Linked DNA regions of Mus musculus: region 2 is linked to region 1. Evidence: chromatin loops called from intact Hi-C (ENCODE). Cell type or tissue: left cerebral cortex. All regions are shown on one strand. Each heading gives the region's core, and the rest is flanking DNA. Links, peaks and the distances in the headings are about the cores only.

Region 1 (5,368 bases), core at 241-5,240:
GAAATTAGGGCAAGCTGGGGACATAGATCTAGCTGGGTCCACTCAAGCACATGCATGACAGTGAGGAAGGACGGCCAGGAGGGAGTGGCCTGTGGACCTGACTAGGTGAATACAGGGCATCGGGAGATCCTAGGCACAGGCACAGGGGTATGTAACACAGCCGCAGTCTCTTCTGTTCTCAATGGTCTCGACTCGCCTTCCACCCACTCAAGTTACTAGTATTCTTCTCCTGTCCTCTTCCCCAGATCCTTCCCGGGGCTACGTACTCCGAGTACACCTACTCTGGCTGTCCCTCAGCTACACACAAACACTTTTGACTCACAACCCAGGCATCCCAACTCTGTCCAACCCAGGCGTGGGAGGAAAAGGATGGGTATCCACAGGTTGGGCAGCTCCCAGCTACCTTGGGCCTGGTGTGATCTCCTGCTTGCAAATTCTTTATCTGTCATATCACAAGGTCTCAAACACTCTTAGGATTGTCAACAAGAATGATCTGTTGCTGAGCAATGCTGTGCTGTTTTTCTGTGACCTCTCCTGTGGGTATTCTGACAATGTTAAACACACATACACACACACACACACACACACACACACACACACACAAATCACACCACACTACCCTCTCTCAGGACTCCCTAACAGGCTTATTAATACAACAGGTCAGACTTTGAGAAGAGTCCTTTTAGCTAAGACCCTGATCTGGTGACCTCTGTCACCTACATGAAGGTCCAATAATGAACCACTGAGTATCAGTATCAATTTTAATCTTTGTAGCCACAGTGGTCAAAGATCAGAACTGTTGTGCTTGCTGAGTAGAAAGGACCTCACAGCCTTAACAAGGGGCCCCAGAGGCCTTTCGTAAAGATAGAAAGCATTTCATGAAGATCGCTGGGCAATCTGAAACCACTCTGGTTCTCTGGCTGTAACATGTACTTACTTTCTTGCGTCTCTACTGAATGTATCTAAAAATACCCTGATCCTCTGCTGTCAGATTCTGGAATACTGTCATTTGAAACAAGTCAATGTGATGGTCACAGTTTTGTGGTAAGCACTGTGTTGAATGACGACTGTCATAGAGCCCACCTAAGGAGCGTCTGCACTGACCCCCAACTCACCAGAAGCACTCGCTACCCAGAGGCATTCATCCTCTTGGAACCTTTCGTTCTTCGCTGTAAGGTGGACAGCAGCTTTACTTGACAGCATATATATATATATATATATATATATAGCTACTAAGTACTAAGAGGCCTTACAAATCTACCTGTCTGTGACATCTCCATGATTATATCTACTCTAGCCTGTCCGTATCAGTAGACTGCACACCTGCAGATTCCATCAACTTCAGAACACATGGAGACTTTCTTCTCATAGCCATTCCCTAAACACTGTGGAGTACTATTTACATGGCGCTTATATTGTATTAGCAGGTGTGATGAGCAAGCTAGAGATTATTTGAAGTATGTAGGAAATGTTCATATGTTGTATGCAAGCAGTTAACTGTTTCATAAGGTAGCTGAACATCTTCAGATGTCCGTATCCATGCAAGCCCTATAATCATGCCTACATGCTGGTAAACAACCGGACAAGTTATACTATTTAATAATCAACGTAAAAGCGTGAGCTTCTAGGAAGGGAATCGTGGTGCTCAAACCCGCTGATAGTGGCGAGGGCCATGGAAGGGTCTGAGTGGTCTTCTTTACTTGTGCTCTGGGTAAACAGTCTGGAAACCTTGCCCTAACCTTATTTCCTTACATTTGCACAAAGATATCTCTACACCTTCAACTGGATGCTAGGATGATGGAGCCTGGGACCAGGTAAAAAGCTGAGTCTTTAAGCTAAGTAAAGGCAGGCACCTAAGCCAAGGGTGTAGCGCACGCTGCAGTCCCAGCCCTTGGAAGGCTGGGGAAGAACAGTGCCTGAGCTGGGTGAGTCAGCTCTTAAGGACAGTCAGTGTCCACTCTCCTCCTGATGTGCTAGGCACAGACAAGGGAGACCCAGAGTTCCTCTTACATTCTCTAAGAACAGAGCACTCGAACATCCCCAAGAGAAATGGAAGTCCCACTTTGGTCCATCCCGGATAATGCCATGATCTCCATGCCAGCTGAGTGTGATTCCGGGGTCCTAACACTGTCAAGTCACGAACAAAAAGCAAGGAAAGGGTGAGCAGATATGGGTCGCAACAAAAACACAACTGAGGTACAGTGCCGGATGACAGCATGGATGAAGACCTGACCTAGTTCTCAGTCCACAGCATAACAAAGAAAAAACAAACAAACAAACAAACAGAAAATCACAAAAGATTACAGTCACAGATACAACAGAGATCCATTCCCAGGGCCTATGCTGGGGCAGCTTGGGGACACAATCCTACCTTTCACTGGTCACACACAAGTGCCCACTGTTAGAAACAACAAACACCAGTGCTATTTGTGCAACTTCTTAAGGCGGTTTCACCTGTACTCACAAGCCCAGTCACTGGTCACAAAGCCAGCAACCATAAAGACAAAGTACAAGTGGCTGTGGTTTGCCCAGGCAGGGCAGCAAGATGGAGCATGCCAGATGGAAAGATGTTTACAAGCTCTGGACCAAGTGCTGAGACGGGGAGGGGGCAAGCTGGCTCAAGCCCCAGGCTCTCTGCCAGGTTCCTGGCGGGCCTGCAGCAGCGTGAATTCCTGAGCAGGTTATATAAGCTGCAGGGAACCTCCCCGGGGAAGGGCCTTGCACCTGACCACAGCGGACTCTGAAGCAGGATCACAAAATCTGACCTTCTGTGAAAAGCGCTTTGTAAAGACAGGAGCAGTCCACTAAGAAAGGTCAGAGGCAGATATATCAATGTCAGTTTTGCTGTCTCCAGTCACAGCGCCACCTGCTGGTCACCAGCCAAAAGATATAATAGAGAGCTCTGTTTCTCAGGAGTTTCCCAGGCACTTACTAGGCCATTCCCTCTTCGGAACCTGCTCCTTTTTATCTCTGCTACCTGTCTCAGTGCAGAAAAAGAGCAGCAGGTCTGCACACAAGGTAACAGTCACTGAAATGAAGGAGGATTCTGATTGGCTTAAGGGGACAAAGTGCCTCTTTAGAAGCAGTAAGATGGTCTGGAAGCAGCATTCCACCATTACACCCCAAGGGCAGCTTCCTCACACAGAGGACCAGTGACAGGGCAGACACTGGGAGGTAAATCTAGACACATTTTCTGTCCCTTGCAGGGTCCTTTCCAAGTCACAGTGGCTGCCAGATCTCTTGTGAGAAATGTAACCACCAGCATACCTGAGCCTAACACATTTCCCTACCTGCAGCCTTCGGGCTTGTACACTGCACACACAGCACAACATGCCAGGTGGTTACAGGCAGAAGCAAAGGAGGCCCGCAGGTTCCTTTGAGCTAGGCAAGGTTGTAGAGGAGAAATGTGGGGTAAATCCAGAGTTGCCAAAGCCCAGGACACAGGATCGGTGATAGCTCGGCTCACTCACTGTCGTGGGAGCACTGCCAGCATAGAGCATGTTCCAGCATCTTCTCTTTCCTAAACTCTCGAAGTGGGACCAGCAGCGTGGGGCTTCTGAGCTGTGGCACAAGGCGGGCTCCACAGACTAGGATCTGAGAGTTGACTGGGACTCCTGATCTTGCACCCTCTGGGCTGAGCACAGTCGAAAGCTAAGCCATTGCCGTTTGCACCTAACTAGGGAAAAGGGTCTATTCTATTATAACAAGACTTCAGCTCATCTTTGTGCACACACCAGTCTGTCAACTCAGTTAGCTCCCTGCCTGCCCATTCAGCTAATCGAGCACGTGAGTCTAAGCTCCGAGAGCAGGCCCTGAGCTTGTCTCTACTAACTTCCTATGCCAGCCACTTTAGGAACATGAACACCAGTGATGGCCAGTGAGAAACCCCAGCAAAGGTGTCCAGTCACCAACAGCCAACTGTCAATCATACCACACATTCTAGAATACACTCACTGCGGGCTAGCCGATGCCTTTTTATACCCACAAATCAAAAAGCTCTAGGACCACAGAATGTGACTCTACTTGAGATGACACTTTTATGAAGGGCATTTAAATAAGGCCGTCAGGGTTGGCTTGGGTGAACTATAGCTGGCATCCTTGTAAAAAGAGGTTGGGGCTGGGCAGTGGTGGAACACGCCTTTAATCCCAGCACTTGGGAGGCAGAGGCAGGCGGATTTCTGAGTTTGAGGCCAGCCTGGTCTACAAAGTGAGTTCCAGGACAGCCAGGGCTATACAGAGAAACCCTGTCTCGAAAAAGCCAGGGGGCGGGGGGGGGGGGGGGGGAGAGAGGTTAGAGCTTAGGGAAATGATTCTGGTAAGACCACCTACCTATGACATAGGTCAGGAAAGACCAGCCCTGCTAATTACCCTGTCCTTATACAGACTTCAAGCCCCACAAGAACAAGAGAACAGAAATTCTTTCACAAGCCACCCAGTCTGGGGTGAGTGTCCTTTGATCGTGGCCATTCTGTCGGATTACAATGGACTAAAAGTGCTGTCAGATTTCTGACAGGCAGCAGGTCAGCCTCATAGCAGTCACTTCTATGAACTGTGCAAGGAAAAATTACACTGTGATGGAAAAATACCCTTGTCAGCTTCCACGTCTCCCACAGCCTATCTGATAACGCTGAAGAAAAAAAAGTGCAGAGCATACAAAAAAGAATTATAAACACAGGAAGTGTAAATCAAATCAGTATGCAATCCTAAAAATATTCCATGTGAGGAATGGAAACGGGTACAGGAAGGAAATCGGCTTATCGAAACCAAGTATCTCTTGTGGATCTATAATCTCCTCTGTGCCAGCACGGCTAATGGAAATGAGTCACCCAAGAGGAGCTAGCTGGCCTGTGGCATGAAGTTCACCTCCAGAGCCCTCAAGCCTGAATCTCACACATTGTGCACCATAGTTTTCCAGCATAGCTGGCTTCTGTTTCCATAAGAGCACAACTAAGACGCTGTTCCATATCACACCAGGCCCACAAATCCTTGGGAAAGCCATCCCCAGTTCTTACAAAGATCTAACTGCAGCTTCTCTGGAGCTGCACAAACAAGGAAGGGGAGAGAAGCAGCCTGGGGCAGGAGGGCGAGGGCTCCAACACCAGATCAAAGGCAGCTGCCAGGCGTCTAGGGAAGGCTCTGCTCCAAAGGGTCTTAGCAAGTCAAAGAGGCAAGCACACAGATATGGCACCACAGCTATTATGGGTGGAGAGGCTACCACCACTGAGCTGGGCAGTGGAGGAGGGTCTATGCTCAAGTTTCTCTTTTCTAAACCTGAATTAGACAGGAAGAGGACCAGGAGGCTTGAGGGCCTAGTCAGAGGCAAAGAGAAGATTCTAGAAAGTAAGCAGAGAAGCCCCTGAGAGAACAG
Region 2 (5,368 bases), core at 298-5,297, 56 kb before region 1:
CTAACAGAGTAGGTGCAAGGGGTTGGAGAAATGCATCCCTTCCCTCTCCTCTCCCTATTTCATCTTCTGGACTTGAAGGTTTTACTCTGTCACATGACAAACTATCCTTCCACAGAACCAAAAGTAAAAGAGGCAACACTAACCATGGACCAGAACCATCCTATACTGTGAATCAAAATAAGCTAACATGGCCTGAGGTCTCTACCATCATGAAGGTCCTACCTCCTAACATTTATCTACTGGTAACTATGGGTCTTTATTCTTTTTTTTTTTTTTTTTTTTTTTTTTTTTTTTTTTTTTGGTTTTTCGAGACAGGGTTTCTCTGTGTAACCCTGGCTGTCCTGGAACTCACTCTGTAGACCAGGCTGGCCTCGAACTTAGAAATCTACCTGCCTCTGCCTCCTGAGTGCTGGGATTAAAGGCATGTACCACCACTCCTGGCTGGGTCTTTATTCTTTGAACTTAGAATTATGAAGTTTCATCCACAGCAATGAGCAATGATGATGACAACGACGACGACGATAATAATAATAACAGGAATTAAATGTATAGCTCATAATCATAAGACTCTTCACCATTACAACAAACCTATGTATACACACGGACCTTCTTTCCATTTATTTAAAGCTTTTAAATACTTCTTAATAAGCTTTGAAAATGTTCCCTTTTATGAACAATGTCATTTTCAACAACTTCTGAGTGACTTATTACTCTGCTGTTTTTTATGGCCACTAAGATATTATCAACTTGTCTCCCAGCTCAGGTGCAACATAGGCTACAAAAATGACAGAGACCTTGATAATGCTAGAAAACCGACCAGATATCAGAGTGGACTGGAGCCATTGGGGAATACACGCCTTCCTACAAAGACCTACTGTGAAGTAGGATGGGTGGCTTTCTGGGCCATGAGAGTCTTTTCCTAGAATGTACACAGGAGAGACTATGTATGATTAGATCTAGTCCTTTATAGCCAGCCTGCCTGCCTGTCTGTCTGTCTGTCTGTCTCTCTCTCTCTCTCTCTCTCCCTCCTCCCCTCCCCTCCCCTCCCTCCCTCCCTCCCTCCACTCTTCTTTCCCTACTCCCCTACTTACTCATTACTTTGAGGAGGCTCCAGAGAACATTCTGGAAGCTTTTCCAGCTATATCCAGTCTCTTAAGGAATCTGGTCAGGCTACTACTGTTCACCATAGTCTTTTAGACATATTTAACCAAGTACTCACCATTTAAGGCTACTCAAAAACAAATACCATACAGAAGCCACCACCCAAAGTTGTGTGTCATAGGACTGCAGGTGAACCAGTTCCCTGGTTTCATAGGTTAGAGTCTATAATGGGCCCTCCTGGGCCTTCACTTCTCCCTGCAACCTGTGATTCCAGTACCTTTAAGTCTCAAGTTAGTTCCAGAATGAACAGCAGTGAAGCACAGGGACAAAGTACTCTCTATAGCCCCAGAATGGAAAGCTGCTTCCAGAGGTGCTGAGCAGCTGTCTGAGCAGCTTCCATGTATCACTGGCACCTACCAGCCTGACCTGCTTCCCTGCGGAGGGCAACTATATGCCTTTGTCTGTTCTCTCTAAATTAAAGACAAGAAGGGGGGTTGGAGAGGTAGAGGAAGGAAGGAACCAGGACGACAACAGTGGCCACAGAACTGGGAGTGACCACAGTCCCGCCCTCACCACAACTCACTTTCTCAGAGCTTTAGGGCAGGGCCGAACACGCCGTAAGCATAGACCTGCACATTGATGGCCACCGCCCATCACTCACTTTCAGGACTGCAGAGAAATCCTGATGCCGCTGCTTCTCACATCATTTCCACACAAAGTAAGAGGCAAGAGAAGCAGCCAACTCGGGTTAAGTGCCTTCTGTGTACGTGACAGGCACACTGCTAAGACACATGCAGGCACTACCTCACCTAATCCTCCGACATCTTCCCATACACATTATCAGTCCTCCCTTAGGGACCAGGAGACAGATTCTTAAACAGTGAGGGAGGGAAGCTGGTTCACAGGAAGTCAACAGGAACCTTGTCTCCCATCAGTATCATCAAGGTCTCTGATTCTGCAGCCCACCGCTGGAGCTGCCTCCTCCACACGCACGCACATGCAAATGACAAGGAGCCTGCTGTACAGGCTTGCTCAGAGCCAAGGGAAGCTGCATGGTTCTCGGTGAGAATTTATAGCCTGGCTGCTGTGCTCAGAACACAGAAAGGGTCCCCAGAAACTCCATACCATAGGTTCCACCTAGGCTGGTGGTAAACATGAGCTCGGTGCCAATGCAGACAGATGGAGACACTTCGCATCTCACCTAAGACTAGGAAAACATTTCCATCCGAGGCGGCCAACTTTGAATCTACTGACAGACATATGGGATTCATGGAAAATGATGGTTTTATATGGATTCCATTAGAAGAACAGGAAGCTTTTGAAAAAGCATTTGACTTAAAATATCTCTGGCTCTTAGAAGGGACAACACATAAAACTTACAACCAGGAAGTTTTACAACACATAAAACTTACAAGCATGGGGCAGACCCTAACCTGCCGGGGCTTGTCATGGGGCTTATGCAAGGGCTTTCTCTCGAGAGTACGATCTGCCCCGTGATGTGAGCTGTAGCGCACAGCCTTGTATCTGTAAGGATCAACAGATGCTGCAAGAGACCACATTCTTCCTCCCTAGCCACTCACAGCCCTAAGATTCTCCTACCCGACATGTGGGGGAGGCAACCCCAGTCCTATCCCAGGAGGGAAGGACAGCTAAGGTACCAGTCACCCCGGCTGCAGAAGCTCTGCCGGAATCTGAGCACATCAGTCCAGTCAATGCCTGTTTTGTTTCAGTGTTCATGGATTTGCTTAGAAATGCTACCTTTGCAGGCTCCAAGCATAGAAGAGATGAGGGAGCCTCATTAAAAATCCCAGCATCTGCTCCACAGGCTGCCTGCCTCTTTAGTGGAAACAACTGCCCTCTGGGGAAGCTGCTCGGGGAACACTCTCCTGAGGGCTATGGGTTGGGCTGTGACAGAGAGAAAGGGGCAGGCCCACGATCATCAGTTTGGGCAGAAGAGTGCACAGAAAGCGGCACACATTCAAACCAGGCTTTTGTTCATCCCTAAGGAGCTCCACAAAGTTAGAAAGCGTGCCTCCCCTGAAAGACGGTCCCTAAGAGACTTGAGAAACGCCACTAAGTGATAAGGGAACTCAGAACAGAAAACTGTCTGGCTATCTTTCCATGCCCCAGTTCACCTAGGTGTCCTGGCCATTGGCACTGGGTCTGTCTGTCTCCTCCTCCCTACTCCCACCACTACCCTCCCCCACATCCCAGATCAGGTTTCAGCAACTGGATGTGCCCAAAGGAACCAGAGCTCAGAGACACCAGGGACACAGAAATAGCTCCTGGAGAAGCCACGAGGCCAGCTGTTGGCTTACCTGGGCACCTGGGGTCCGGTCAGTCCATGGAAGGGCCTAGAATCTGTGAGCCTTGTTAAAGGCACTCTGCAGGGTCTGTCCCCAGCAGCCCCGGGTGCTGAGTCCGGCCCAATGGCGTCCCCCACCCACCCTGGGAGGGCTCAGTGTTCTGCCAGTCCCCGGGGGAGTCAGGGCGAGAGGCGGGGCTGCCACCTCCAAAGAGGCCCATTCAGAGGGCAGCGGGAGAGTAGGTCGCAGGAAAGAATCCCGGGATTGTTGGGCGGCCGCGGGCTGCTGCGGGCCGCCTGCCCAGTCAGTGCCTCCAGACTTGGCCCCGCCTGCTCTCTGCTGCAGTTCGCTTCCTTTCCATTCTGCTTCCCTTCTTCCTCCTCCCCCTTCAAGTTCGGAAAAACTTCCCGGCCAAAACCCACCACAACTTAAAACCACGCCGCCGAGACCAGGGACACCCAGCGGAGACAAGGGGCAGGACAAACAGCCACGCCCCACACCTGCCCTTCGCGGCAACCTGAGGACGCAGGAGGAAAAAGCCAGTGGGGTTTGACTCTGTGACGCTGAGCCACAGATTCCTTTCCTGGTAGAAGGGGATCGCCTCGCCCCAACAAAGCCTTCACCACAGCCCTACACAAGGCAGCCAGGAGACTTCAGCTGCGGAAACCCACTCCTCAGTATCTGCTCAACTGCAGATTTTCCTCCTGGCTGCAGTGGGAACCAACAGAAACTGATCAGGAACCAGCCTGTTTCATTGGGCTTTCTACTAACAGGTTCTGGGAAGCATCTACATCTAGATCCCCTTCTTCCTCCTATTTCCTTCATGTGTTTCCCCCATATGGAAGGGCCCCCCAAAACATCAATTGAACCTCTCGACAGCCTTCAAAATTGCTTACAAACACCAGTACCTATTTTAGTCTGAGACATTTTCTTGTGCATCAAGTAGCATACAGAGTCTATTACCTGAGCACTAAAACACAGCCTGTCCAGCAGCACTCCACGTTTTACCATGAACTGAAGGCAACAGAGTCTCACTCACTCTGCAAATGTGAGCTTCTAGAAACTTCTAGAACATTCTCCCTGAACGTCTCAAAGAGAAGTTTCTCATGTTCCCCAAGGGTTGCTTCCTGGCCAGCATGTGCCAGTGTTGATTTTACTTCATTATCGCAGGCCTCTGCACAGAGGTAAGTTTCCGGCACAGCTTGCTGACCATCTTGCTGAATCTAAGCCTGCCCAACCCCGCAGGTCCCAAGAGCAACTTGATAAGGAGAGGCCCTCATTCCAGGCCCATTCAGGCCACGTGTCTAGGGCCCAGCCAGGAAGACCCCTGAGAAGACACTTCCTCCCAGTTGTTTATATGCCTGAAAACAGCTATCCCTGCTATCGGAAATGCCTGGCCCCAACCCAACAGGATCAGCGGCGGGCTCAGTGAGGTGGGTGTACCAGCCTTTCCAGTCCACGACTTCCATCAGAAAAAGGTCTAACTCCTCTGTGGGTCCCGTCTACCCACAGGCCAGAGGACTGGGGGTTGTGACCGTGTCAAAGCCATGACCCAAGCAGCTCTGAGCAGGCCTCCTCACAGACTTGCTCATCACCCCCGCCCCTCCTCCCGCTCATCTGCGGCAGTGTTAGGGATTGAGATGGCTTGGAGGGTTCCTTCCTTTAGGAAGAAAGTCATTCTCTGAAACCCCACTGTTTCCCCTAGGGATCAGGGTCAGAACCTGGACAAGAGACAGCCACTGTGAACCAGCAGGATGCCCATGGGAGGACAGCAAAACCACAGCAGAGCACAAATAGGTGTTAGGACCACCGCCCCAGGAATGGGCTGAGCCAGCCTTCACCTTTGCCAGCAGGATGACACCTGGAGCCTGGCTCCACATACTGGGGCTCAAGCTCACTGAGGAGCTGATGCATTGGCCCCTTGATGGGAAAGCCTTGCCTTTAACTCTACTCAATATTAA

What was found. A loop is a pair of places that touch in the nucleus more often than their neighbours do. Peaks named below come from ENCODE experiments on the same cell type or tissue, not always from the same donor. Only the 100,000 strongest peaks of a DNase experiment are listed, where the experiment ranks them.
Region 2: it touches region 1 in a loop (4-fold over the local background); 8 of 42 quality-filtered maps call a loop at or near these places.

Annotation. Positions count from the first base shown.
Region 1 is chr11:8,521,155-8,526,522 of GRCm38, forward strand. All of the region lies in intron 13 of Tns3 (tensin 3), which reads right to left. Among named protein-coding and RNA genes, the nearest start is that of Tns3, 140 kb to the right of the region's middle. In left cerebral cortex, for the core only: a CTCF peak has its summit at 2,870 (motif pointing left); a DNase peak (open chromatin) is centred at 2,760; H3K27ac peaks cover 231 bases.
Region 2 is chr11:8,465,008-8,470,375 of GRCm38, forward strand. All of the region lies in intron 20 of Tns3 (tensin 3), which reads right to left. Among named protein-coding and RNA genes, the nearest start is that of Tns3, 200 kb to the right of the region's middle. In left cerebral cortex, for the core only: no CTCF peak of the experiment used is centred there; DNase peaks (open chromatin) are centred at 2,251, 2,910 and 3,636; H3K4me3 peaks cover 2,825 bases; H3K27ac peaks cover 2,352 bases.